Regions from separate parts of the Homo sapiens genome. Here regions 2, 3, 4, 5, 6 and 7 are each linked to region 1. Evidence: chromatin loops called from intact Hi-C (ENCODE). Cell type or tissue: PC-3. All regions are shown on one strand.

Evidence for each region. Peaks named below come from ENCODE experiments on the same cell type or tissue, not always from the same donor. Only the 100,000 strongest peaks of a DNase experiment are listed, where the experiment ranks them.
Region 2: it touches region 1 in a loop (9-fold over the local background); 3 of 110 quality-filtered maps call a loop at or near these places.
Region 3: it touches region 1 in a loop (9-fold over the local background); 28 of 110 quality-filtered maps call a loop at or near these places.
Region 4: a loop joins it to region 1, with 6 times the contacts of the local background. A loop is called at or near these places in 4 of 110 quality-filtered maps.
Region 5: it touches region 1 in a loop (4-fold over the local background); 7 of 110 quality-filtered maps call a loop at or near these places.
Region 6: it touches region 1 in a loop (17-fold over the local background); 63 of 110 quality-filtered maps call a loop at or near these places.
Region 7: it touches region 1 in a loop (4-fold over the local background); 3 of 110 quality-filtered maps call a loop at or near these places.

Annotation. Positions count from the first base shown.
Region 1 is chr20:11,542,483-11,546,482 of GRCh38, reverse strand. No RefSeq gene overlaps it. Among named protein-coding and RNA genes, the nearest start is that of LINC00687, 330 kb to the left of the region's middle. In PC-3, CTCF peaks have their summits at 2,039 and 2,245 (motif pointing right); DNase peaks (open chromatin) are centred at 2,242 and 2,812; H3K4me3 peaks cover 1,001 bases.
Region 2 is chr20:10,859,676-10,863,675 of GRCh38, reverse strand. No RefSeq gene overlaps it. Among named protein-coding and RNA genes, the nearest start is that of LINC01752, 110 kb to the right of the region's middle. In PC-3, no CTCF peak of the experiment used is centred here; DNase peaks (open chromatin) are centred at 1,805 and 2,325; H3K4me3 peaks cover 934 bases; H3K27ac peaks cover 2,889 bases.
Region 3 is chr20:11,272,415-11,276,414 of GRCh38, reverse strand. LOC339593 (a long non-coding RNA gene) reads left to right here and starts at 3,032. Exons shown (of 2, transcript NR_038972.1): 1 at 3,032-3,081. In PC-3, a CTCF peak has its summit at 2,144 (motif pointing right); a DNase peak (open chromatin) is centred at 2,164.
Region 4 is chr20:11,138,622-11,142,621 of GRCh38, reverse strand. No RefSeq gene overlaps it. Among named protein-coding and RNA genes, the nearest start is that of LINC02871, 110 kb to the right of the region's middle. In PC-3, a CTCF peak has its summit at 2,136; a DNase peak (open chromatin) is centred at 2,051; H3K27ac peaks cover 1,107 bases.
Region 5 is chr20:11,453,622-11,457,621 of GRCh38, reverse strand. No RefSeq gene overlaps it. Among named protein-coding and RNA genes, the nearest start is that of LINC00687, 420 kb to the left of the region's middle. In PC-3, no CTCF peak of the experiment used is centred here; DNase peaks (open chromatin) are centred at 2,031, 2,491 and 3,971; H3K4me3 peaks cover 1,295 bases; H3K27ac peaks cover 1,000 bases.
Region 6 is chr20:10,551,374-10,555,373 of GRCh38, reverse strand. The region is part of intron 2 of SLX4IP (SLX4 interacting protein); the gene reads right to left. Among named protein-coding and RNA genes, the nearest start is that of MIR6870, 96 kb to the left of the region's middle. In PC-3, a CTCF peak has its summit at 1,824 (motif pointing right); a DNase peak (open chromatin) is centred at 1,823; H3K27ac peaks cover 1,771 bases.
Region 7 is chr20:10,999,638-11,003,637 of GRCh38, reverse strand. No RefSeq gene overlaps it. Among named protein-coding and RNA genes, the nearest start is that of LINC02871, 25 kb to the left of the region's middle. In PC-3, no CTCF peak of the experiment used is centred here; a DNase peak (open chromatin) is centred at 1,677; H3K4me3 peaks cover 935 bases; H3K27ac peaks cover 2,440 bases.

The sequences.
Region 1 (4,000 bases):
AAGAATCCCAGCAAGGAAAGCCTCACTGCCCAGCTTCTGGGAGTAGAGTTGGCAGATGGTCCCACTGTCATCTCCTCAGTGTCTTCTTCTTTGAGTCGACCCCTTCCTAGGACAACCCACACAGCCTGATGCTGAGTGAGGTGGGGGTGCAAAGGCCTGGTCTTGTTCGCCCACTGGGGCCCAGCTCTGGTGGACAGAACAGTATTCACTCCAGAGCTCCCTGCAGGGCAGGGGAGGCTTCTGTGGGCTGCCCTCACAGTTCAGCTTCCCCTGTGTCTTCCACAGGGCTTGATCCCTAATAAGTACCTTGAAACTCAGACTCTGTTTTGGCAGCTGATTCTGGAGAACCCCACCAGCAAAGGTTATTAACCTGAAGGAAAGGAAAGATAGAAAGAAAATGAAAGTTAATTCGAAGAAAAAGAATGTGCAGGATGTGGGGCAACATAAGTAAATATAGATTCATCAGTTTCTTAGAGAACATTTTTTATCCTTTGGAAGCTACTTTAAATTATTGTTGTACACAAAGTTGCAGAACAGGAAATAGAAATATCATTGGCCCACAGGCCCAATAACACAGATATGTACAAGTGAGTTTTCCCTAAGACCTGGGCATATCCCTACGTATGAGAGGTACTAGATTGCCATAGCATTTATACGACAGCATTAGAGGAAAAATAATCACTTTTGTCCCCCCCCCACAAAGTACACTCTGAGAGTAAAGTCAAATAAATATAATCTTGGTGAATATTAGAGGGGCACGAAGAAAACAAGCCGCCAAATGAAATTTTATAGGACAGGCATATTCTGAGTACTCAGAGAGAAAGAGAAATTCAAAGGGCTTTTTGAACAAGTGATTCCGGAGACAAATTTTGAAGGAGAAGTTTTGTGGCGATGACTTGGGAGTGGGAAATGATTCCATCACTCCTGTTTCCCAGCTGAGATAAGGGAATTCTGTTAGCTGCACACTGCACGGACAGAAACAGGGTTACCTGGAGAGCCCTGACAGCAATGTTTGTGGTGAAGATGTGGTTCTGGAAGTGAATTTCCATCCAGGCATTGTGCTGACTCTATCACTTAGCAGTTCTGTCATCAATATCTTTGGATTTCAATTTCCTCATCTATAAAACACGATTAATAATGGCTACCTCATAGGGTTATTGTGTGGCTTAAATACATGTGTTTGGGTAAAACACTCCAAATAGGTTGGTTAATGTTATATTCGGGGAAACCTCGATGGGTCAGCTGAGGCACGCCTTTTGGAGGAGGAGAATATTGGCGAACATGGTAAAACCCCGTCTCTACTAAAAAAATACAAAAAAATTAGCCAGGGGTGGTGGCGAGAGCCTGTAATCCCAGCTCCTTGGGAGGTTGAGGCAGGAGAATCGCTTGAACTGGGGAGGTGGAGGTTGCAGTGGGCCAAGATTGTGCCACGGCACTCTGGCCTGGGTGACAAGAGCAAGACTCCGTCTAAAGAAAAAACCACTGGGTAGGCTGGGCTCGGTTGCTCACGCCTGTAATCCCAGCACTTTAGGAGACCAAAGTGGGCAGATCTCCTGAGGTTAGGAGTTCGAGACCAGCCTGGCCAACGTGGTGAAACCCAGTCTTAACTAAAAATACAAAAGTTAGCCAGGCATGGTGGCTTGCGCCTGTAATCCCAGCTAGTCGGGAGGCTGAGGCAGGAGAATCACTTGAAACCGGGAGGCAGAGGTTGCAGTGAGCCGAGATCGCGTCATTGCACTCCAGCCTGGGCAACAAGAACAAAACTTCATCTCAAAAAACAAACAAACAAACAAACAAACAAACCCAAAACCATCAAGGAGCCCTGAACACTCAGAAAAGGTAATTCTAGAGGGAGACAATTAGATCCATGGAGTTGAGTCATCATTAGTTTCATCAAAGAGAAGAAACACGCTGAGTCCTCAGAGACAGCCACTTTCTGAGACCCAGTGTCTGTGCGTTATTCTTTGACAGAAGTTCTCCCTGACGGATGCAGCCGTTGGTCCCAGTCTCTACTTCGTCTTGACTGTGATGATTCTCTACGTATAAAACCCTCCACCAAATTATAAACTAGGGAGACTCAGCTAAATATAGGTGCTCAAAAACATACTGAATTTGAATGTTGGACGGTTTAGTGCCCAGCTTCCCCACACATATTCACAACACATCAAAACACAATAACGTTAGCCCATGTGTCTGTGCCAGTACTTCCCTTTTAAAAAATCAAAAATACAGCCAGCAGATGGCGAGAGTGGATCATATTTGAACTGTAGGTAAACTAGGTTTTCAGTAGTAGTTTTTGGAGACACTCCTCAGTTACTTTTTATTTGTTGTTTGTTTTGGTTTCCTTTTCCTTTGAATGGAATCAAGTTTGCACCTCAGGGCAGAATTAGAAGTAATCACGAAGGTAACTAAGAAAAAAAAAAACAAGGTGAACTAGGGCTTAAGAGCTCTAAATACATCATTTTATTAACTCTCAAACATTTTTTAGGAGGGTAAGTTTGGAAGGGGAGAGGAGTAAAAAGCCAAATAGTTTGGATAATCGCCCAAATGTAGGTAGGTTGATTAAAATAGTCATTCATTTCTGAAGTACTCAGCAATACTGCTTCCAAGATATGTCCCTTATATTTTACTCTCACATATAATTATTGGCCAAAAATTGTGGGCTCAACTCTAGAGGATAAATTTTACAGGTCATAAATGTTCTAAATGTTGTTCTTCTCTGGACTGCCCAAGGCAGCCTGAACAACAGGCTGAGATTTGCTTCAGGTTATCTCTCCACCATCTTCAACGCTCGCCCACAAATGAGATGCCAAGGGTCACTCTGTGTCAGGACTTGGTGAGAAAAGCCACTGGAATGTTTAATTTCTCTCTGGACAGAAAGCTTCTTTGTCCACACATGTATTGTAATGCTGGGACACACAGTTGTCCATGGGGGGAAAGAAAGGGCTACAAAGAATGCAGAAAAAATATATAAGTCAAGCACATAGTTACCTAGGAAGGTAAATGTGAGGATTGGGGAAGTTTACAGAAAATAAAAATTGTTCACAGGATCGCTAAATATTTCCTCACTCTTTAAGATGACATTAAGGTATGTTAATTTTTAAGCTATTTTAATGTTTGAGAATCATGACTCTATGAGAGAGAGAGAGAGAGAATGCCTGTATTTCCAAGTTTGCAAGTAAGTAAGGTCAAGTTAGAAAGTCAGAGACAGGAAGCGGAATGTGTGTGTGTGTGTGTGTGTGTGTGTGTGTGTGTGTGTGTGTGTGTGTGTAGAATATTCCTGTCTGCTTTGTGCCACAAATTCTTGGAAAGGCTGCTGTACGCCTAAGTTTAGCTCCACTATATAGCTTGTTGCAGTTTCTGTACCTAAAAGAAGGGTCCTTGTGTCCCCACAAAAAATCTTTTCAGTTATTGGGTGAGCTATGCCCATCCACTTAGCATAGGTATTTACAAACACAACAACATAGATGACACACATGATAACCATTTTATAAAGAAAGGTTTCAGAATTATTTTTAGCTTGTAATTTTATTCTGATTGATGTCTTCATTGAATATACTGGACAGACTTTTAAACAGTTAATAAAACAACACACCTCTAATATCTGTTTGTGAAAATGTAAACTAGATATGCTTACATAAGGAAAAAAACTAAAGCAAGGTAAAAACGTAGATATTTTCGAAGCAACTCATCTAAAACTAACTTCCAAACATACTTTAAAAGTTTGAATCTAACAATATTCTTCAGAACATTGGTTGACTAATTTAACTAGTTTTTTTTTAAAGCAAAAAAGGTAAAAAGATTTTGGACACAGTATTATATTAATGTGACACCAGAAAACATCTAAAGGTTAAAAATCCAGGAAACTGTCTAGCATACAAAGGCATGTTCATTCATGGAAATACTTTGTTGTGAAAACAAGTAATTGATGTGTTTATGTTCTTAACATTAAAAACATAAAGATACAAAATTGTGCAAATAGTATGAATGCAAAACACCA
Region 2 (4,000 bases), 680 kb after region 1:
CCTCATAGAGTTGAATTTTTAATGTATATATGTATATATACATTATATATAGATAAATATATATATATATATAGAGAGAGAGAGAGAGACAGAGAGAACACACACATTTGGAACTATGCCTGGAACATAGCAAGTGCTAAATAATTATTCTAGTCAAGAGCCAAGAAAATAAAAGGTTAGCAGATTCCATGCCTAGCCTAAGCAATTCCTTCAGTGAGGAGGTCAGATATTGTCTTAGCTTGGGCTCCCTCAGAAGCAGACTCTGAGAGCAGCATTTGGGTACAAGTAACATACGTGGGAGCTGAAACCTCCGTAGAGGTAGGGAAGGAAGGGAGGCCATTAGACTGTGTTTATGAGCAGTTTACTTCTGCAGGAAACTGGGCACAGTCTTACTTGGGACCCTTGAAGTGACTGTGCAGAACATACCACATACTACAGAACTGTCCCTATGAGGCTGAAGGGAGCTGGGGAATTTATTACCAATTCTATCCCTCATTGTTGAGAGCTATCTCTGGGACTGGGACTATGCAACAGTGTCTTCCAGACTGCTCCATGCATAGGTGAAGCATCCTCGGAGGATCATATGCATTTGGGCTTAAGGATGCAGAAAGCCATCAGCACATACTTGGCCTATCTGCAAGTGACTTCCTGGTATGGCCAAAGGAATATGAGCAAGACAACGACAACAGTGAATACAGGAGTGCAATGCAAGTCTTAAAGTTCCTTGACCATCTTGTGCATTCAGACAGAACCAAAACCAAAGGAACCCACCCAGGGAGGACCTATCCTAAATTAATTTCTGGAAAAGGATACTGTACCATCTTTCCCGGTAACTCATTCCAAAGCTTATCGGACTTTATAACATCTCTATTTACCATCAAAATCCCTTTGGGTGAGATCTTTTCTTCTACATTAATTTCCAACGGAGAGAAAGAAAGAGTAAGGCTGACAATATATTTTCATTCATAAAATAAAAAGTATAAAAAAGGACATGGCATGGCTTTAGACCCTGCTAGGTATGCAGAAAAGAATGTTCTTTGAGCTTAAATGTTCTACTCTAAAAATGTAAAAACCTATTTGAAAATGCCTACCTTCAAATACGTTGACCCCTCTGTACAGGACACACTCTAGACATATGCTTCCAGAGTTGTATTTTTGGAAATACTAAAGTTTTGCACAACTATCTTCAAGTTGACAAGTTTACACTTCAAAGACAGAATGCACACCTGAGCCCTTGAAGGCAAAAACCAAACAAAAGTCCTTAACTTTTATGAAATACCTTCTTTCCACTCTTTCCCATTCTTCCAGAGAGAGCTTTCATTTTATCTTAACATCCTTCTGTCCAAAGGCAAAAAAAAAAATTCCCAAATCAATTCATAAAGGCAAGAACTTTTATCCACCATCCATTTCTAAATAAAGAAGGAAGGAATACCAAAGCAAAACAACCATACCTATTATAATTGCTTTCTTTGACTTCTAGCCAAAACTTCTTAATAGGGACAAGATACGGTAAGTGACAAGGAGATGGTAGAATCTGGCTTTTATTTAGAATGTTGGTTAAGCCCATTTGCAAGTAGGCATCTTTACATCTTTTCATGTGGAGGGTTTATTTTCTCTATATTTGGGCAGAGCCCGCTGAAGTAACCAAAAACCACTACCTCTGGGGAGGAGCTGTGATGTAGACCAGAGAAAGTCTTAGTCAAGGTAACTGAGGCCAGAGATCCACAATGAAACTGTACTGTATTATTTCATTTTTCAAACTTACACATTCTCCTACACCCTTTTCTCTGGATATGATTTATGTTCAGTTGATTTTGTTACAGGTCTGGAATGTTTACACAAAGGCTTAATAGACATTTACTTTGGAAGTTACATTGTGAGATAGAATCAAGGAATTGGCCCATTGCCGAAGTCAGAATGGGAGGCCACCTGGAAGTTAATGATCACTTTGCAAAGACCAGGGGCCTGTAACAAAAGGTTCTAGAAAAGTAGAGACTTCATGTAATAACACACTGTACTCAGACATCCATCTTTGGAACGACTGAAGAGAAACCAATGTTTCATAGAGACATCTACCGATAGAGACGTCCAGGACACAATTACTCAATACTTTCATACTTTAATGTCATATTTTGTGCTCTACTTTACAGTTTATATATGCTTTTATGTAACATTTAAAATAATGCTATCCAAAATGATTCCTATAACCCCATTTATCAGATAATCTGCTTTACATATTTCATTCATGCTGAGTTTACCTTTGAGGCAAATATAAAAGAATTATGACTTTCACTTTAGAGATGAGGAAACTGAGACTCAGAAAGGATCAGCAACCTACTTGCTCAAGATTACATCATGCATAACTGGCAAAAACCACAGTCCCTTCAGTAATTTCACCACTATTCTACGGTTGTTTTGTTTAAGCTATTACTTTTTCTATGATTCAACGGTACCCACAAATACTTATCAAGAAGCATTAACATCACCAGCCTGAGCATAGTGGAGGATAAAAGTAAATGTAATCTCCTTGAGATTATAACCTAATTTGGGAGAAAGGCCTATTTCTTGAAGTGGCTTGTTTTTATATTCAGCGATTTCTTTCTAAGAAATTCTCTGTAATACACAGTGCATCGACAACTAAACAAGTTAATATATGTTAAATCCTTCCATATGGCATAGTATGAAAAAGAATTAATGCTTTAAACAAAGTGCTCAAAGGAATGCTTTTTTAATTTTAGTTTTTATTTTAAGTTCTGTTGGAGGATGTGCAGGTTTGTTACATAGGTAAACATGTGCCATGGTGGTTTGTTGCACCTATCAACCCATCACCTAGGTATTAAGCCCAGCATGCACTCTCTGTTTTTCCTAATGCTCTCCCTCCCCGCACCCCACCTCTCAGCAGGCCCCAGTGTGTGTTGTTCCTCTCCCTGTGTCCATGTGTTCTCATTGTTCAGCTCCCACTTATAAGTGAGAACATGCAGTGTTTGATTTTCTGTTTCTGCATTAGTTTGCTGAGAATAATGGCTTCCAGCTCCATCCATGTACCTGCAAAGGACATGATCTTGTTTTAAAGGAATGCTTCGTAATAAAATGATACTTGACAGACATCTGAAGAAGGTAAAAAAGCAGTCTATGCAGGTATCTGGAGAAACACCAGTTCAGAAAGAGCAAACAGCAAGAACAAATTTCCTGAGGTAGAAATATGTTTGGCTTCTTCACAAACAGCAAGGAGACAAATTTGGCTATAGCAAGACTAGGAAGAGATTGTGTAGAGGAGAGATGAAGGAAGCCTGTTCATGTTGGACCTTATATGCCATAGGAAGGGATTTGACTTTGACTCTAAGTAAGATGAGATGCCCTTGGAAGATTTTGAATAGATGAGTGACATGGTCTGGCTTTTGCTTTAAAAGGAATCATCCTGGCTTCTTTGTGAAAGAGTATAGAGGAACAAAGGCTGAAACAGAAATACCAGGCTTGAGAGATGGCAATGGATGTGGTGAGACATGGTTGGATTCAAGATGTATTTTGAAGATAGTTTTCATGGGATTTTGTGGTGAATTGGATGTGAGGTGGGAGAGAAAGAGAGGAGTCAATGATTTCTCCAAGTTTTTTCAGCTTGAGCACCTAGAAGGATGGAGTTGCCACAGCTGAGATGGACAAGACCAGGGGTGGAACAGATTATGAAGGTTTAATCAGAAGGTCACTTTCTATCTCATGAAGTTTGAGATACCCACTAAATACCCAAGTAGGGGTATTGAAAAGACATTTGAATGTATAAATATAGAGTTTAAATGAGAGAGCTGAGATGGAGATATAAATTTAGGCATCGTAAGATATTTAAAGCCATGAGACTGAATGAGATCATCCAAAACATGAGTGCGAGTGGAGAAGAGGGCCAAGATCTGAACTGAGAGTGGGAGAGCTCAACTTTTAAAGGTTGAGGAGGTCAGGAGAAACCAACAGAGAACATCAATAAAGGAGTCAGTGAAATAGGAAAAGA
Region 3 (4,000 bases), 270 kb after region 1:
TCCCTTGCTATATCAGCAATTACTAAATTTCCAAGCATTGAATCCACAATCAATAATTCAGAAAAACTCAGAATGCCTTCATCAGGGCTAAGCCATGCTATATAGCTAGTATTTTAAAGATACAACTTTAAGCCTAATTTGTTTAAAAGAGTTTATTGCTTATAGACTTAATTTTTCCATGGGGGAAAAGAAAGAGAGCCCTGAATATAGAAATGACAATCATTAAAAAAGAAAAAAGAAAGAAGAAAAGAAAGATGAGAGAAAGAGAAAAAAGAAAAAAAGAGAGAGAGAAAGAAAGAGAGAGAGAGAAAGACAGACAAAGGAGAGAGGAAAGGAGGGAGGGAGAGAGAGAAGATGGAAAGAAGGAAGGGAGCGAGGAAGAAAAGAAACAAGAAAGGAAGGAAGAAGAAAAGAAAAGAAAGAGAGAAGAAAGAAAAAGAAAGAGAGCGACAGAAAGAGAGAGAGAGAGAAAGACAGACAAAGGAGGGAGAAAGGGAGGGACAAAGAGAAGAAGGAAGGAAAGAAAGAAGGAACCAAGGAAGAAAGGAAAGAAGAAAGGAAGGAAGGAGAAAAAAGAAAAAAGAAGGAAGGAAGGAAGAAAGGAAGCAAGAAAGAAAGAAAGGAAGGGAGGGAAAGAAAGGAGGGAGGGAGGGAGAGAAGGGAGGAAGGAAGGAAGCAAGGAGGAGGGGAGGGAGGGAAGAGAAGAGGGAGGGAGGTAAGGAAGGGAGAGAGGGAGGGAAGTAAGGAAGGGAGGGAGGGAGGGAGAAAAAAAGGAAACCAGTTTTTGTTGTTGTTTTTGAGGTGGAGTCTCGCTCTGTCACCCAGGCTAGAGTGCAGTGGCGTGATCTTGGCTCACTGCAACCTCTGTGTCCCGGGTTCAAGCGATTCTCCTGCCTCAGCCTCACGAGTAGCTGAGAGTACAGGTGCCCGCCACCACACCTGGCTGATTTTTGTATTTTTAGTAGAGACAGGGTTTCACCACGTTGGCCAGGCTGGTCTTGATCTCTTGACCTCAGGTTATCCACCCACATCATTCTCCCAAAGTGCTGGGATTACAGGCATGAGACACTGAGCCCGGCCAAAACCAGTTATTTTTTTCAGCCACTTTGCAACCCATTTTGAGAATATACTGGCAATTACACTGTTTTTAATAATGTTGTAGCCACACATGGATAAACTGGTTCATGGTTTACTTACAGTCCGAGTCCCAGGCAACTGTGGATACCTTTACAAAGTTTAAACCCTCTCCATATCCCAAGTGGTATTTTTACTTTTGCACTGGAGCATATAAGAAAAGGTAGGATATGGCAGAATTGCATAAGAATCACCTGGGCGTTTGCTCAAAATTCCGACTCCAAGGCCTCACTGAAGATCACCAGAATCTGAGAGACCTCCAGGTGTAGGCTGCACTATCACTGCCTCCTGAAAGGTCCTGTGGGGTGAGGATGGTGATTAAAAACTGGAGTCCTCAGCGGGACAGCACTAACCTGCCTCCAGTGTAGCTAGTTAACATCTGTAGATTTCACTTTCTTCTAACTCTACGAAGACAAGACCCCAAGTTCCTGTTATACAGAGAAAGTTGTGATTTTGTATATATTTTATTCATTTTGCTTAAAATCCTAAAATCTGACAAAAGGAAACAGGAAATATTTTATTATGGCCTACTCCAATTAATCTAAAGTGGGTTTCAGCTTGATTAAGATAACTTGGAGAGTTGGTTAAATCTTTGTCTTGCCTGAGTAACTTGCATATGTATATTTTCTAAACTTTTGGACATGAATTTCAAGTAGCAAATTCTATTCATCTTAATGGATTCTTTTCTTGGAAGATGTCAGTGGTTCTTCAGAACATTCCACACGAACTCTGTGTCCAAATCATTAACAGCAGTTTTTACTATGGGCACATAAGACAGAAATAAATCTGTTTTAATTACCTGTTTGGATTCTGATACCACGGCTGTTTGCCAAACCTTACTGATACTTCTTGTATTACCTCTTTGAACATATCTGGTGTAGAAACTGGTGTATCTCTTTTGCAATCTCTATAGGATACTATGCACGAATCTACAGTAATGATAGGTACTGCGTCATTTTTGTGGAGTCTGTCTGGTGAAGAAAGTGTCCTTGGAGCCGGTTTTATTTTCTTTGTCACTAGATGTCACTGCATACACAAGTGTGCTACTGTCGCCCAGGGTAATCTGAGCCCTGATTGCTGGGAAAGAGGCAAAATAGATTCTGGAAGCCTTCACTGTGATCCTACTTGGAAGGTATCTGCACTTTGGATCTCTTTGAGGCTTTCTCACAATCTCATTTAATTAGGCTAATCCTCCCTAATACTTTGTCATTTTACAGATTGTGTGAAATCTAATTTAAATATGTGCAAATCTTTTGCTATTCAACGGGACCTTTGCATGGTGAAGCCAAATGTGGTAAACGTATCTTTATTCAATGTTTCTTTCTGGTTTGGAATTATAAACAGAATGTAAATTGACTACTTATATGCTACCTCTAATTCAAGGGTATATCCTGTTAAAACACCAATTTGTTCTCAATCAGAATGAAATACTCAATAAGTACTTAAAATTGCCTGCTTGCTAACCAATCGCATTACATATCTGCTTCAAGCTATTTAATAAAAAAAAGCTTCAAGTAAAACTTGCAGTCCTTCTATCTCCAATGTTCTTGCAAATTCCATGCTTATATTTGCATCTATTGGGGCCCGAGGTATGCTTGCTTAGGAAGAGGACCCTTATCCATGATTTTTCCTGGCCTGGTTAGCTGTGTTTGCAATATGTGCTTGAGAGATTAATTCAGGTTGATACTACAGTGTTCTAGAGAGGCACATTTACATCTTCACTTTTTATTCTTAGCCTCCAAAAGGATTTGTGACAATCTTTTCATGAAGAAAATCCTTCCGGGTCAGTAGTGGAAGTTCACCTCCATATTTTTATTCACCCAGATACCATGGAAACAGCAGTTTTACCTAAGACAATTAGCATTTAGAATTCTCCAACTCTCTTCTTAATCTGCAGGACCAGACATGAGCAGATATTACTGGATCTTGGACAAGTGGGTCTCTAAGGTAAGGCCTTGAACCCTTGCTTGGGATTTCATCTCATAAATAAACACAAATAAGTTATTAAAAATCCAGGTTATAATCCCAAGTGTTTGGTGTGGTTTGTGGAAAATGTGCACCTCAGTTTCCTCATTTATGAAAGGAAACTGAGAAAATCTGCCTTTATGTACCTCATGATGTTGTTAGGAAAATCAAACAAGATAATAGGTTCGAAAAAAAATGAAGACCATTATATAGATTCATACATCATCTTCCTCTCTCTTGTAATTTATTTGTAACACATGAATTTAAATAGATTACAACAGTGGTGAATTCATATCACTTTCAAAAGTTATCTTCCTTTTTGAAAGTTAATATTTTAGCCAGTAATTAAACATAATTAGTGACTTTGTGATCAGATGTTCATTTTCTTCCACTTAGCCAACGGGCGGCATGTGGTGAATTAAAATAGCAGGTGGAATTTTAGAACAGGTGACAGGTTCCTGAGCACCCACGAAGGTTAGATTCAGATGATGGGCGCAGCTTTTCTTTAGTATAGCAGAAACCTTGGGATGCCTGGGATGAAGACAAGGGAGAGCAGAGTAGGCAGAGAGCAACTGCCACCGTAAAGCCTGGACAAGTCTCAGAGCGATAAATCTGTTCATTTAGGGCCCAACATGAGTTTTTCTTTCTGAGAAGTATAGCCCAAGTTATGCAAATCTGTTAGATATGAAATCGCTCTTACAAAACAGCATTTGGATGAGTCCCAAGTAAACAAATCAGACCCACGCAGATCAAATTTTCATTAAAATGCATGATTTTAAGAATGGGGTGGGGGAAGGAAGCTGAGAAATCAAAGGTGACTTTAACTACATCTTAAATTCAGTTTTTGCCCCAAGTCTATGTTCTATACAGCTTTCTGTTTTTCTTTTTAAAACGCCGATCC
Region 4 (4,000 bases), 400 kb after region 1:
CACCATTACTTCTTACCATAGCCTCCTAAGTGGTTTCCTCAGCTCTATTCTTCACAGTGCAGCCAGAGGCACCTTTTAACTCTGGTCTGCAACTCTGATTACATCACTGCCCACAGGACTTGACTCTGTTTGCTTCTATTTCATCGCGCACAACTTTCTACCTCACCTTTTCTGCTCCACTTTTACTTTCCTCTTTGTGGTTCTGGAAAGTGGCATAATGCTTCTGGCTTTGGAATCTTTATATTTTCTGTCCCCTTGACCTCAGAGCTACTTCTCCCAGCATCTCCTTTCATTAACTAATTTTTACTCATTCTTCAGATATAAGCTCAAACATGACTACCTCAAAGAAGCCTTTCTGGCTTTTCCTGATTTTTTTCAAGAAGAGGGTTGGCTCCTCTAGCATCCTATTTTTTGGGACATTCCACTACCACTCTTCACTCTTACTGTAATTAATTATATGCGTAATTAGTTGCCTGCCTCAGTGTAAGCTCCCTGAGAACAGGCACTGTGTCAGTTTACTTCACATCTAAATATACGGCCGTTCCTGGCATGTAAGGTTCCTGCATTGTGTAAATACAATTCCTGGCATGTAAGATTATGATAATTATTCAATGAATTTTTACTAAGCCCATTCACAGTTCCAGAAATCTTACTATGCTTAGCTTGAGTCACATTTGCTTTTTAGTTTGATGTTCTACTCCTTGCTTTCCAGGTGTAGGATGTTGGACATCATGCTAAGAATAATAGAAAGGTATCTGTATTGGTTTGCTATTACAAAGTTCAACAAAATGGGCAGCTTGAACAATAGAAATTAATTGTCTCACAGTTCTTCAGGCTAGAAGTGTGAAATCAAGGTGCCTACAGGGTTGGCTCCTAAGCACTGTGGGGGAAGAATCTGTTCCTGGCTCTCTCCTTGGCTTGTAGATGGCCATCTTTATGTTCACATGGTGTTCTTCGTATATGTATGTTTGTGTCCAACTTTCTTTCTTTTAAAATAAGGATGCTGGCCATATTGAATTAGGGCCCACTCTAACGACTTCAACTAATTCTATCTGCAAGAGCCAGATTTTTAAATAAGATCATATTCTGAAGAGCTGGGGGTTAGGACTTCAACAAATAAATGTTGGGGGATACGGTTACCCTTTTAACAGTGCCCAAGGATTTTAAGAAGAGAGAGAAATGAATAGATTCACACTGCAGATAGAACATGTTGACTACAGGGTAAAGAAAAGATTAGAAGGCCTGGTGAAAGCTAGGGCCCTATTATAGCAACACTCACAGCAATGTCTATGAGTGCAGTTTCCTAATTAGTATTGCCCAGAGTCAAAGTTCTGTTCCACTACATTTAACCAGTAGTATAAATTTCACTACACAAGGGTCAGTTTTCTTATCTGTAAAATGGCTATATTTTTAGCATCACATAGTGTATAATGCTGGAGAAAAGAACCAAATCTAGATTTAGCTATGACCTGACTTACAAACAAGTATTTTCCCCCGATATTTCAGCATAACACTCAAAGTAAAAAAGAAAAGAAAAAAGCTGAAGTTTGTAAGGCAAAATCAACCATTGCGATAACTTGTGACTTATTTTTGTTTATATAAATATATTTTATGCTAAAAAAGAATAATGGTAAAGTTCAAACATTTCTGTTTTCCACTGGTGTGTAGGCATCTTAAAGGGCTAGCTCATAGAAAAAATGCATCCTGGATTTTTGTAAAGATGAGAAGTATGATTTAGAGTGGAAGCCAGAGAGTTATCACACTTCAAAACCCTCTTCTCTACCTCTGTTCCACTCCAATCCATTCCTTTCCTTTCTTTTCCTTTCACTTACATGCCCTAATCCCCACGCACATTTTTATCACCACTAACGATGTAACTCTGAGACTTGTCCCAAGAGGAGAGTTGTTCAACCTATTTTTTTCCTCCTTCCCAGCCCTTGGCAAGTCTGTTGGGTGATCCACTCAGACACCTCAGAGGGTGGTACTTCTCACTCCCTCAAACCACAAGCAACAAAGCCTTACTCATTTCTTGCTCTTGGCTTTGTCATCATTTTGATGTCTTGAACATTACTTTGTCGTGAACTCATTTCACTTATGTAAGGAGAAAAAGCCAGGGATAGTGAAAGAGTGCCTCCAGTTGTTCAGGAACAAACAAACAAGAAAATGATAGCGCTGCTATTGCCCAATGTCCAGAAGAGTATCTTGCCAAGATAGAATTCTGAATCACAGGAAAATGCAGTTAATTTATTATATAAATTATTTTATGTAGCAAGCCAAATCAGGTTATTATTTTGGGCAGCATTTTAATAATTATAAGGGTCAACCATCATTCTAACTTCCAGAAGACAAAGGGGAATGTATTGTTTTACATAGGAAGGAAGTATATCTGAAGTTATTGGAGTGACACACAAAGGCTAACATTAAGTGTTAATTACCATAGTATCATTTTTATATTCTACAAAGCTAATTAATATCCTGTGTCTCCCACAGAGGTGTATATGTTATAAAATATAAAAAATAAATGATGTTTATGTGGTATAATTTTTGTATATGAGTTAATTTATATTTCCCTTATTTAATAGATTTTGAAGGGCAGAGTGATAAATAGGAAAGCTATATCACAGATACCTTTTTTGTTAACAGGAAAGTAAATATAATCTTATAGATTGATCAGAAAGTGGAAAAAGATTGATTCACCATTTTGAAGAACAGAAGAGTCTAACATTTGAAGGGAATGAGAATGAAGATACCCACGCAAACCCTTCCAAAGCTTTCATGTGTTTCAAGTTAAAAAACAGGATTTTGTGTGTGCAAAGGTAACATTATATAGACAGAAGAGCTGTCAAGAGCAACCCAAGGGAAGAGTGCTGATGGGAAGACTTAGCTCCTGGTCTGCAAAACCAGCAGGGCTAGATTAAACAGCCATGGGTATAATTTCAATTAAGGCTTTTACTGCTGTTGTCATTGTTCTCCTGCTTGTCTTATTACACTTTGACACGGCCAGGCTTACAGACTGAAAACAAATCTGGACAATGTCTTCTGTAAATCCCCTACCTTCCACCCAGGCACGATCACTGAGTTGAGATGATGGAAAATATCAATTAGGAGACCTAATAAATTTTAACCAAAATATTCAAATCAGAAACCGCTGTAAAGACCCAATGTCTGGAGAAACTAAAACACATTCGGGTCTAGCTAATTGTTCTTCTACAATAGTCATTCTTGCTTGGTTCTCATCAGCATTTTATTTTATACTATCTTTACTTGCATGTAATGTTGTTGGATTTTTTAAGAGCCCAGGTTTGTGTGTGATTGCATTCGCTTTCCAAGTCATTTTGTACTTATGAGACTCCTACCTGTTCTCCAGTTACAAAAACCTTCAGTACCTTGCAATGAAAGGCTTTTATTTCCATCAGTGAATCATTGAAGGGAACTGACCAAATTCAGTGTCGGTGGATGGAGAAGCCTACCTATAGAGAATAGTATAGTTATTTTGTTAAAAGCTAACCTGCTTTTCCTATTTTTGAGAAGGCCATAAACTACTATGATAGGTGTATATTGACCCTCCACAGCAAAGGACTTGAACTAGACATATGGCAGCCAAGAATTATACTAAGTTTAGCTACCATTTATTGAGCCCCATAGTGGATGCTGCTGATATCACAACCAACGCCCTTTACCAGACTGGTACCTCTGCCCCAGGTGCTGCAAGCGGAGGCTGCTAATGGCTCATAACTGCCCCCTTCTCCAGAGATTTCCTCTTGGACATTTGCCTGGGAGGTTACCTCGCCACCCCCAGCCCAGGGGCAGCCCACCTGCAAGGGCTAATGGACATGAAGAATACAAAAGACCAGCCAACCACATCAAGGTAGGAACAAACTTCATGTGTGTAATTCACACTCCAGAGCTCTCTGTGGGATTAGGGTAAATCCAGACTCCAGAAGAGACCACATCCTAAGCTCAGCTCCTCCACCTGCTCCATCTGCTTCCTTCACTCCCC
Region 5 (4,000 bases), 89 kb after region 1:
CAGCATTCCAACACTACAGTGGTGTATATTAAAAGATAGGAATTAACTAGATTTGGAAAGTCTCATTCAGAGAGATCATGGGAAAGATAAATGACTGACGCCTGTCAGGAAATGGCAGGATTCACTTTTAGAATATTTCATACAGAATACTCTAGACTAACTTGCAGGGCTTTGGCATAATTAAGGGAAGTTACTAAACGTTTCTATTCCTTTCAGTTTTTTAGAGTTTTACAGTTTGCAAAGCACTTTTTTTCTCCTAATTATCTCATTTGAGCCTCTGAGATGGGCAAGTTATTATGATCCCCATTTTAGAGATGAAGAAACTGAGGCTCCCAGAAGACCAGTGACTTTCTCAAGGTTTCTTAGCTATAACATAGAAGAGCTTGTATGAAAACACATTGTTCTAATTATACTGCCACAATAATTTCACCTTATCAAAGGTATTCAAACAACTCCATCAAATTGTTAGGCAGACATTCTTAACTGAGGAGGAGAAGTGAAGGAAATGCGTATTAGAGTTATCCAAGGGCTTGTTTGAACACAAGTGCTTGTCTTCATCTTCCTTGCCCTGGAAATAAACATATGCCTCAGAATGGAGGTAGGGAAAGAAGTTTGAGAACATTCCCCAGGTAATTCTAATATGTACCTTCTTGTTGAAAAGCACTGCATCAGGTTTTTGTCTTCTTGCTTTGTCCAGTCCTCTTTGGAGTGGTATACTCACTATACTTATTATATAATAAACAATGAATTTTGTCCAAGTCTGCCTTAAAAGTAAAGGAACTAATGATATAAAGGAGAAAATTGAAAGACAATGTCAAACTATTGGGTGACTTATGTGAAAAGACCATGAATAATCATTTACAAGATTGTGCAGTATCCACTTCAGAAGCAACTTAATGAAGAGCTGATGTTTGAATGTATTAATCATTAGTTCACTTTTTACTGTTCTAGATGATGGCAATGTGGATTCTCATGGTCATTTGAAACCCATGGGGGAAAATGGCTCTTCCTGTATTCAGGCCCTTTGTAGTGTGACTTTGTGGCAACTCCCATCAATAGGTAGATTATTGTTTACCCCTCAAATCTGGGTTGGCCACTATGACTTTCTTTGTCTGACAGCATGTAGGAGAAGTATTGTTGTGGCATTTCCGAACCTAGACCTCAAAAAGGCCTTGCCCTTGTCTTTCTTCTCTTAGACCCTGTCCATCAGCCAGGTGAGCAAGCCTGGGCTAGTTAGCTGAAGGATAAGAGACCATGTGGAGGAAGCCAGAGGAGCCATCCATCTGGGGCCACCCAAGGTCAGCCAGCACCTCTAATCACAGAGCCACGAGGGAGTTAGCCCAGATTTAGAAGGTGAGGATATTGACTTCATCTCTTGATGCAAGGAGTTGCAGTTACATTGCAAAGGGATGCAGATACAGGGAAGGTTGGAGAATTGCAGCCACTTTTGCACAATCTACCACAACTACTGCATTGTAGCTGCTATGCACATTAAATAAGTAAAGACATATGAAACATTTATATCAGGTCCTGACAACAAATAAGTGTTCAACAAGTGTGAGCTATTATTACTGTTTCTAAAATGGATCCCTTATCATGGAGAAGGTCAAATTAATGCTGCCGTGCCTCTTACTCTTAGAAACTGACACTGAAAGTTCCCACATAACTGAGGTTCAATCTATGAGCACATCCAGAAACTCAAGTGAGGGAAAATGCAATCAAACCACATATGAAAAATCAATAGATCCCTAAATAATCTTTCCCTCCTGAATGGAAGCAACACATTTGAAAACTCTTCTCCCTCCACCCCTACCAAAAAAAAAAAAAAAAAAAAAAAAAGCAGTGCATGTTGCCTCTTCTATTCAGGCTGTGACCAAAGGTTTCAATGGTAAAGATGACTCATACCTTAAAGAACTAGAAGAATTTTTTTTATGGCTTCTCTATCCATTGTCTTGCTCTCATAAAACTGCTGAATGACACCCAAGTGTAAAACCCACCAAAGAAATAAGCGCTGGATGACATGTGGCAGATTTTCCAACTCTCCAGGAAAAACTTCAGATCAACTTGTTTCTCTGGAAACTACTCACATCCGGGGGCTGTCCCTGTCCCCTGGGACTCATAAACGTTCCTATCTTCAAGGCACAGGTAAGGGCTTCGCATTCTTTGAGAACAGCAGCCTGTTTATTTCCTCTATGACTATAAAGCAACTTTATTGTACTTCAGTATCTAAAGGAAACAGAGCTCTGGGGTAGAAGGTGCCTTCAGGGAGTCACTGGTCCTATTTAGATGTCCTCAGAGAAGTGAGTTTGAAAGATGTTCTGGAACTCTTTGAAATGCTAGTTAATTTAAAGTTAAAAGGAAGCCTCTTCTCTTGTTCATTGTTCGTGGGGGCAAGAAGCATTTGTATAGTTAAAAAGTGCTTAGAAGATTTAGCTGTACATCAATTATTACCAAGCAATGTTTCCCTATGACTCAGCGACATATTACTCCAGGGCAAGAAGCTGTTCAGACGTTGAGAGAAACTCCTTGCTAATCAGTGGGATTCAGTACTTGACAGCTCCAAGGAGTAGTTGAAATCCCTCCCCTCCCCTGTTATACACACTAAGCTATATACAAATTTGGGCAGAGGAGTCTCAATCCAAAGAGAAAAACACTCATGTGATTAGAGAAGCGTGTTTTTCAACTTTGTTTTAAACATAAAACTAAAGTTTCATTTGATCTACTGGTTAAATTCTAGGTCTGTATTTTCTAAAGTCTGGTGTGGGGAGGAAAGCCCCAATAACAAATAATTCTCTGTGCAAATAGGTTAGGGAAATATTGCATACTATGTTTCACACTTGTGCATTCACAGCCCACTGTGGAATATTAAAGATTTGGAGAAGTCAGACAATACAGAAAGATGATTAGCTGTAACCCAATATTTCCAGAAGATACGTAACCAAGGGATCCTCCTTTGTTTTCTCTTTGAATTATATAAAATAAAACATATTGAGAGATCAAGGAGTCTTTGAGAGATCAGTAGACTTTGAGTAAAGCAGATCATTGTAATACACTTAGAAGGATGCTGTTTTAAGTATGTAACACAATTCCACATCTTTGAAAATAGTATGCACAAATGTTAGGTGACTTTTATAGCTTCAGACTTCTAATTATAAATTGTTTTATGTTTTGGGCCTTCTCTCCGAATCTAAAGAAATCTAAACAATGTATTGGAAACTAATCAAGTAAAAAATGCCTGAAACAAATGATCTGTAAGATTAAGGTACATATGCATAGGGAACAGCATTGCTATAACTGAAGATTGGTAAACTGTGTCACTGGGGCCAACAATGGTTCTAGAAATATCTATGAAAGTAGGGGATTCCTCTTCAGAGTCTTCATCTTGCTCTTTATTTCCCTTGTCCCATTTGACCTCTTGCTGAACCCTTTGCTATCCCAACTATTTCCTTGCCATTCTGCAACATGTGTCTATGAAGCCAGACTGGATGTGTACAAGGTCAGGGCTAAAACACCCTGGCCCATTGGTTCCTCACATGCATACTTCCTAGTAGTACCTTACCTTGCATGCTTAATTACTTAGGGGCTTAATTACTTAAAATTTAAAAATTTTTTTTTTAGAAAAATGCAATATTATAGATATAGTTGAAAACGCTTTGACCTCATCCCAAATTCCATTTTCATTCTCACCTCCTTGATGAGTCTGCTATATTTTCTTTTAAACTTTAAAAAATATTTTGACAAATAAATATGTATTATATATAACACATTTATGTATGTGTGTATGAGATGAAAGCATAACAATATTTTGTGCCTATATTTAAAAATGTTATCTACATATACCATATTATTTTCATTGCACTGCATCTTGCTTTTTTCATTCAACTTCAGGTTTTCTATATGTATCAGTGAGTTCACTTATCTGGTACACAGTGATCTAGGGAATGACACATCACAATTCATTTCCTGTTGCCCCATTGGTGAACCTTCAGAATGTTATCTT
Region 6 (4,000 bases), 990 kb after region 1:
TCACATATGAGTGAAGTAATTTCTGAGAATCACAAGATAACTGTGAACAAACTAATTTGGTAAGGAATGGGACACCAAGGTTGGGGATGGTCTGAGAGACCCAGAGATTCGGTTTATGAGACTCAGAGGTTCAGTTTTTTCACTTCCTTGGCTGGACAGTTTTGTTTTTTTTTTTTTAAATTCTGTCCTATATATCAACAGTGAAAGGAAAGTAGTTTCAACAAATGGTTAGACCATCAGATGTAAATATAAAGTGAAACTTGACACCTACCTCACGCTATATACAAAATTTAATTTGAGATGGATCACACACCTAGACAAAAAAGCCAAAACTATCTTCCTGATCTTTGGAATAGGAAAAGATTTCTTAGGATCCAGAAAGCACCAAATATTGAGAAAAATAGTTGTAAAATTGTTAAATTTTCAAAATTAAAAATTTCTGTTAACGAAAAAAGCACCACTAATAAAATAAATAGGTATGTTACAGACTGGGAGAAATGTATTTATGTATTCAAAAATACATGTATCTGGCAAAAAGGACTGGTACCCAAAATATGTAAAGAACTCCTACAAACTGATATTTTTAAAAAAAGCAAAACAAAAAACCTGAGTTTGAATAGACACTTCACAAATAGGATAAATGAATGGCTAATAAGAAAATGAAAAAAGTGTTCAATATCATTAGTCATCAGGCAAATTAAAATTAAAACCACCAAGAGATACAACTACAATACCCACCAGAATGACTACAGTTAAAAAGACTGACATAACATGAAATGTTGGTAAGGATATGGAACAACCCAGACTCTCATACTTTCCCAGTGGAAATGTAAGATGGTCTAACCACTCTGGCAAATGGGTTTGTCAGTTTCCTGTAGCTAAACGTACATTTACTTATCAACTGAGCCAATGATTCCTTCCCAGGTGTTTACTCAAGAGAGATGAAGTATATGTGCACACAAAGACTTGTATGCAAATATTCATGGAAGTTTTATTTATAATAACCCAACGTGAAGACAACCCAAAAGTCTACAACAAGAGAACAAATTGTGCCATATTCATGCAAGGGAACACTACTCACCACACTACCGATAGACTCAACATGTATTCATCTCAAAAACATTAGGTTGAGCAAAAGAAACCAGACCAAAATAACATATACTGTATGGTTCCATCTATATATAATTCTAAAACAGCAAAATCAACGTGTGATGAAAGGAATCAAAACAGTAATTTCCCAGGGGGGTAAAAAACTGGGTGAGAACTGTCACAAAGGAACTTTGTATGTGATAAGACTATTCTGTATCTTGATGGGGTATGTTATGTATACACTGCAATCAGTTCCTTTCACTATATTTAAATTATACATCAATAATAAACAATTTTTAAACACTGTGTAAAATGCACTCATACTTGTTGGCAGTTATTTAAAATGTAGGTATTACGTCCCTGAAAATGTGTGGGAGACCCAAATGAAGTTTACCAGGTAATAAACTGTGAAGCATGTTGAAAGATGGTTTCCTACGATGTAAAAGAGTGCACTTTAGTGTGTTACAGTTTAGTGTGTTGCAACCAGCATTTTATTTTAATGAAAGAGAACTGAAGATAATATTAGAATGCAATACAAAATATCAATGTGTCATATGGTTAGATCAAGAATTGTTTTGTGAAATGTAAGTAAGTGTGTACTCAGTTATGATGGAAAGCCTATTTCTTATTGTGGGTTGTAATAAAAAATGTTTGAAAACCACTCAAGTATACTGTTAAAGTCCTTCTCAACTGTTGGTTACAGAATTTAACCTTTAAGGAGTATGCTGCCACCAGGTGGAGGTCGCATGCCACAACTACAGGATCTTAGCCACGGAATATTAACCTTTCCTGTGCCATGGACTTATTTAGCCAACTGTGAAGCTGATGAAAGTTGCTCAGAATAATATTTTTAAATGCATGAAACACAACACATAGGATTAACAAGAAAACCAATTACACTGAAGTACAGTTATCTTAACGAAAGAAAAATTTGAGACATAGGAATGTATGTCCTTGTTTATTAAGGCATTGGGTCTTGTCACATAGTGATGGATCTAGTACTACTACAAATCTGAAGTGGCGATAAGCATAAATGATATCTTCATTATCTGCAACAACCTTAATGTAATATGAAAAGAGCTATAATTTCTAATGGTGACAAATACTGCTAATATTATTCATATTTTGATTATGAATCCCACGTTCATAATAAAAAGGAAAACTAAATTTACTAGAACTTGATCACAATAAAGACGTAACTTTTTCCCATGCAAGTTCACTGGCCTCTGAATTCAATCACAGGCCCATTGAAGTTCCAAGGATTCTGGAATAAAAGCCCTTCCAAAGCGGTAAAACATGTCTCAACACATTTTATTGCAGGTTCCTACAGGTGCTCTTTCCTGATTTTTTAATCTAAACCAAGTTCACTGCTACCTTTTCATTAGCAAAACTAATTGTTTTTTTTTCTTGTAACCCTCCTACCACCGCAAAACTAATTCTTTAAAAAAAAAAAGGGGGTGGGGGGAGGGGAATCTTAAGCTTAAGCAACTTGAATTGATACTGTAACAGCAGCTTGCTGAAGAATTAACCTAATAGTAAGGTCCAATTTGGTATTTTTCTCACCATTTTGTGACTTTGATCACAAATAACCTAGTCTAAGTTTGAAAATAAACAGATTGAGTAGAATGTCTCTTTTTAGAAAAATAAATTGTCAAATCTTACTGTGGTGAGCAGACTTTCCTGGGGTTTCTGGAAGCCTCCACTGTTTGGCAGGCAGTCCCCTCCCCCGCAGGGGGCTCTCCCTCTGCAGCCTGCAGTTCTGAGCTCTCTCAACTCCCTCCCACACTAGGCAGAGGTATTCTGCCTTTCCAAAGTTCCCTGCTCTCAAAGCTTTGCTTCTTGTCACTCATGAGAAAACAGAAGTGAAAAAAAAAAAGAAAAAAAAAAGAAAAGAAAGCTTCTTACACTGCCAGCAGCACAGCCTCCCTTTCTCCTCCTCCTAATTAGGAGAAGGTTATTTCTAGTCTCAGAAGATCAACTCTCCAGCTTTCTTCTGAGAGAAGCAACATGGTAACCATCACTTCTTTCTCAGCCCAGAACTGGTCACTCTGCAGAGGCCAAGCCACCTCTTGAGCAACCATCAGGCTGCTAGGAATAGCTTCACATTGCATGCACTGGGCTGCGAGTCCCCCAGCCAGGGTCTGGTCTGGCTTCTATCCCCTCCACCCAGAGGATTCAGCCAACAACAGGGGTGTCACCCCCAACTCCTCCCTTCCCCTAACCCTCCAGAATCAGTCACGCATCTTGTCCATTTTAATTTTTTAGAGCGTTCTCACACACACTTCTCTCTTGCTCTGCTGCTCCTATCTTCTCCCACTTGGAAGATTACAGTCACTTCTGTTGGTGTCCTGGATGAACCCTCAATGCATATCTGGGAAATCTCTAACCTATAAATCGGATCAGTCCACTCCTGCTGCAGCTCAGAGCAGCAACTCACAAGCTCTAATGAGGCCCATGTCTTTGTCTCCTGCACCTGACGTTTTCATCCTTGGCTTACATTACAACTTGCCTCGCTGCTTCCATGCTTGTTGAGATCCTATGCATCCTCGAACCCTAGCAGGAGTGTGGTCAACTCTGTGAAGCTATTCTGAACAGTTTCTCTTTCCCTGCTCTGGACCAGCCCATTCTTCATGTGATTATTTATTTCTACATTAAGTGACTGGTCCATGTAGGGCCCCCATCCTAGGCTATAAGCCATGGAGACAGGTCTATACCTCTGCCAATCTTGCATCCCCAGTGACCAACACACTACCAGCCCTCAGTGAATACTTAATATTTAATGAAAGGAAGACAAATGAAAAAAACAAATGACAGAACAAGTTAGCCCCAAGAATTGGGCAAATCACAGCCTTGTCTGCAAAGGGAGAGCTCTAAGCCCTTTCCAGGGACCAAGCCGTTACTATTCGGCCCA
Region 7 (4,000 bases), 540 kb after region 1:
TCTTTGATGAAAGAAGTTGATCCCAAACTGTAGCCTGTTTGAGAATTACCTGGAAGGCTTGTTAAAACCTGTTAAAAGCCCAGCCCCAGAATTTCTGGTTCAGTAAGTGTGCTTCTCTCAGAGGTCCTCAAGTGATGCTTATGTTGCTGATCCAGGGACCACACTTTACAAACCACCGTGGTAGGTTAATGGGCACTGGTTTCCCTAACACTAACTCCTCCATTCCTCCTCTTTCCAACCGAGATGGTAACAGGCCCTTCTTTGTAATAAAGATTAGGCAATAACTCCCTGATTTTGAGACACAGAAGGAATTGCTGAATATAGGAAGGGGGCCTGCCATTGTTGGAGACTTCTAGTTCTACAAGAAACAAGTTTGGCCTCTGAAGACAGACTGTAGATTTGTGAAGAGTATTCCTGCAGAAACCCCCTCTCCCAGCCACAATTCACCAAGAGGATGCCTTCTAATCTCCAAACCCTTGAATGATGTAAAGAATACAAAAACAGGGGAGGGGAGAAGGTCCCACTGTAGTGGGAATTCTGAATATTGCTGAGAAAATTGTGAAAGTAGATGGAGATTATCTGGGGAACTCACAGATGAAATTCTGGGTGGCTCCGTGCCAGAAAAAATAACCCATTACAATTAAAAACAAGTTAAATCAAACTGTCTGGGCTTAATTGAGCCTACTCTGAAAGTTTCTCTTCAACAAACATGGTGCTTTCAGTAGGTGAGAATGAAATTGTCCAGTCCCTTGAAACTAATTTAAACCCCCACCTCTTCCACCCTTCAGGCAAGGGATGCAAGGCTTTTTCTGAGTGAGTGGATGTTGCAAAGTGAAGAGGACAATTCCAGGGATTCAAAATATCACCCAACTCATACACAAGGCAATACCTACTTGTAGCCAACCAATATCAGACTTTGTTATAATTGCAAGGGCTAGTTCCATGGAGATGCTACAGAACTAGCAGCACATATGTGATTGCAAAACCTAGTGCTGACATTGTACTAACACACATACACACACAACTCTAGAGCAATGTCTGAAAACTAACTTGGGACAGTTGGGAAAATGGTTTCCAGAAAAATCTCAGGAGACCTGAAACATCTATGCAGATAATCAGTACCTACCACTTAAAAACTCATCTTATCCTTCTTGTTCACGTCTTATTTCTCTTTATTGTTTTCAAGTCCTGCTTTATATTAATCCAATGACATCTGTGCAAAGGAGTCAGAGGAGTCATAGGGAGTGAAAGGTGGCCAGGAAGACAGCAATGCTCAAAGGCCACTTGGACTTGGCTTGAGCCCACATCTCCCCTGAGGCCTCTATTCATGCCCATACTCCTTAGATTCTGAGCACATGCATGAACAGGCAGACAAACGCTAAAGGCCATAAATAAGCTAAGATTAATAAAATTTTTTAGAGGAAATGGAGAAGAGTGAGAGAAAGCTGCATGTCTTCAAAATCAGAGAAGCAAATAAACAGAACTGTTCTGCCAATGTTTGCTTTCCCCTCTGGCTGTCAGAGGTTGCAGCCCAGGCCTGAACTTGCCGGGACGAGGGTGGCTCTTGGTGGCTCAGCCTGTGTCCAGAGGATTTGTCGATTAGTCACAAACTTGGTCTCCCTGTGTGTCTGAGAAAGAGCCATGACTCATCTTGACAACTGTCAGTATATTACCTCAAATGGGCACAGGGAGAGATGAGCAACCTGGTGCCGGAAAAGAACACAAAAGGGCTGATGCCACTTCCTGCAGTATTTCAAGGTTTGGGCTAGAAGAGTTTATGTGGCAAGAATGCTAAGCTGGGAGCAGCCCCGCAGAAAATGACCGCGTCAGCACACTCAACATCCTGCCATTCAGACGTAAGAACGGGCGATGTTAGCTCAGAGGACATGAAATTTATTTCCATAAATAAAAATGTTATGTTTCTTCACATTATTCACTTTCCCCAAACAGAAATTCACACTTCAAAAAATTAGCTTTTGGTTTTAGAATTCAGTCAATTCTGCATACTCGACTCTAATATTATGATTTTTAAAAATGTACATCTACGACCCAGCAATTCCACACTTAGGAATATTCCCAAGAGAACTGCGTATATGTGTTCACTGGAAGATATGCATTAGAATGGCTCTAGCAGCATTATTCATAATAGCTCTAAATTGGAAATTCTCCAATTGCACATCAACAGTGGAACGGATAAATGATTAGTGTATATTCATGCCATTGAACTACTACACAGCAATGAGAATCTATAACCACATACAATGATATGGATGAATTCCATAAACACAGCTTTCAGGAAAAGAACCCAGACACTAGAGATTCACCTCATATAAAAATAAAAATAAGCAAAACTAACCTATTCTGCCAGAGGTCAGGAGAGAGATTACACTTGGTCAAGGTGGAAGGAGAGGAAAAGTTTCAGGAAGGAGGGGCTGAAAAAGCTGCTTCTAGTTCTCGATGTTGGTTATACATACATTCAGTTTGTAAAAGCCATCAAGCCATTTGCTTATGACAATGTCACTTCTCTGCATGTGTGTCATACTTCAATACAAAATAAGTACATTCATGCAAAACACCTATTCAGTTGTCTTTGTCAAGATTTGTAAACTAGAATGTGAATGTAGTAAGCAGTGCAAATAAATGCTGGGAAAATTTGCCACATAAACTATTCTGCTCCAATTGTCACATCAGTAAAATGGAGCAAAAGGACACGTAGCACACAGGGTTAGTTCCCTGCACAAATCATTGTCCTTTTAAGTGTCTCACACTGGCGAAGGAGCATCTTCTATCATAAGCTCCGGGAAGTGATGCATCTTTTTGCCATCCACAGAAAAAGGAAAGGACCATGTGGTATAGTATGTCTTCCTCCCAAGTTTTCCTAGGGAAAAAAAGCTACATTTATCATGAATGTCTCTTTCTTCCATCCTTAGATCCCACTCCAAAGATTAAACGTAATCAGGGGAGACATTCAATCAATAGAAAACTCATTTTGCCTAGATAAATAACAAATGGGTCAACTGAAACCCATAAATCATTGCTTAAGCCTCAGCCAAAATTGATCAGAGAAGTCTTTTCCCAAAAAGGAAAGCTTTCTTCTCTTTAAAGGGCAGCATGCTCTGGATAACAACAAAACTCTTTGACTAAACCTTCACATGAGGATGTGTTTCTGTAGAGATAGCCTAATGGAGTTGGTAAAAGGCCCACTATCCTTTGATAAGAAGTTCCAGGACTAGTGAATCACATGAATTATTTCAAGTCTCTATAATTAAAAATTCCACATAATTGAAGCATACCATTTTAAGCAAAAAAAAAATTTCACTTTAAACATGTTAAATGAAAATACCTCTAAATTATTTCAGGATTGATATTCATTTGCAAATATCACCTGGACATGAACCCCAAGGCATTAAGGACTTTTTGAGTTCAAAGCCTTAAAGGTGGCTAATCGAGCCAGGGCAGGAGGCAATCCTAAGGTTCTTTAGGCTATTTTAGCTCTTGAAATAAAATCAGTGAAAATCATAGATATAGTGGCCATGTCTTCCAATGCTGACCAATTATTGCCATAATAAGTAGCTATAAAGAAATATAAGAGGTTGTCAACTCCCACATTTTCCTTCTATAGGTGAAACAGAAGCTAATTGGTGAGCTATCCAAGATCATTCAGTAACGGGTGGCAGAGCAAGAATTAGAGCAAGGTTTCCTAACCTCCAAATTAGCCTCCATTCTGCCATAAGACATGGTCTTTCCCATGAGTCTATGAAATATTTTCCTGGACCCAGAGTGCAGAGCAGGTGTTCCCCTCAGCCTGCACTGTGGGGTAAAGAAAGAATAATGCTGGCAGAACTGGCAGAAGTGGACAGGGGGAGAACCACTATACCCCCAGACAGAAAACCAATGCAATTCTCAGACACATAGACCTCTTCATTTAATGAAAATGGATATTTCATGAACTTAGCAAATAACTGGTTTTAAAAATCAAAGAGTTTAATTTTTAAAATTT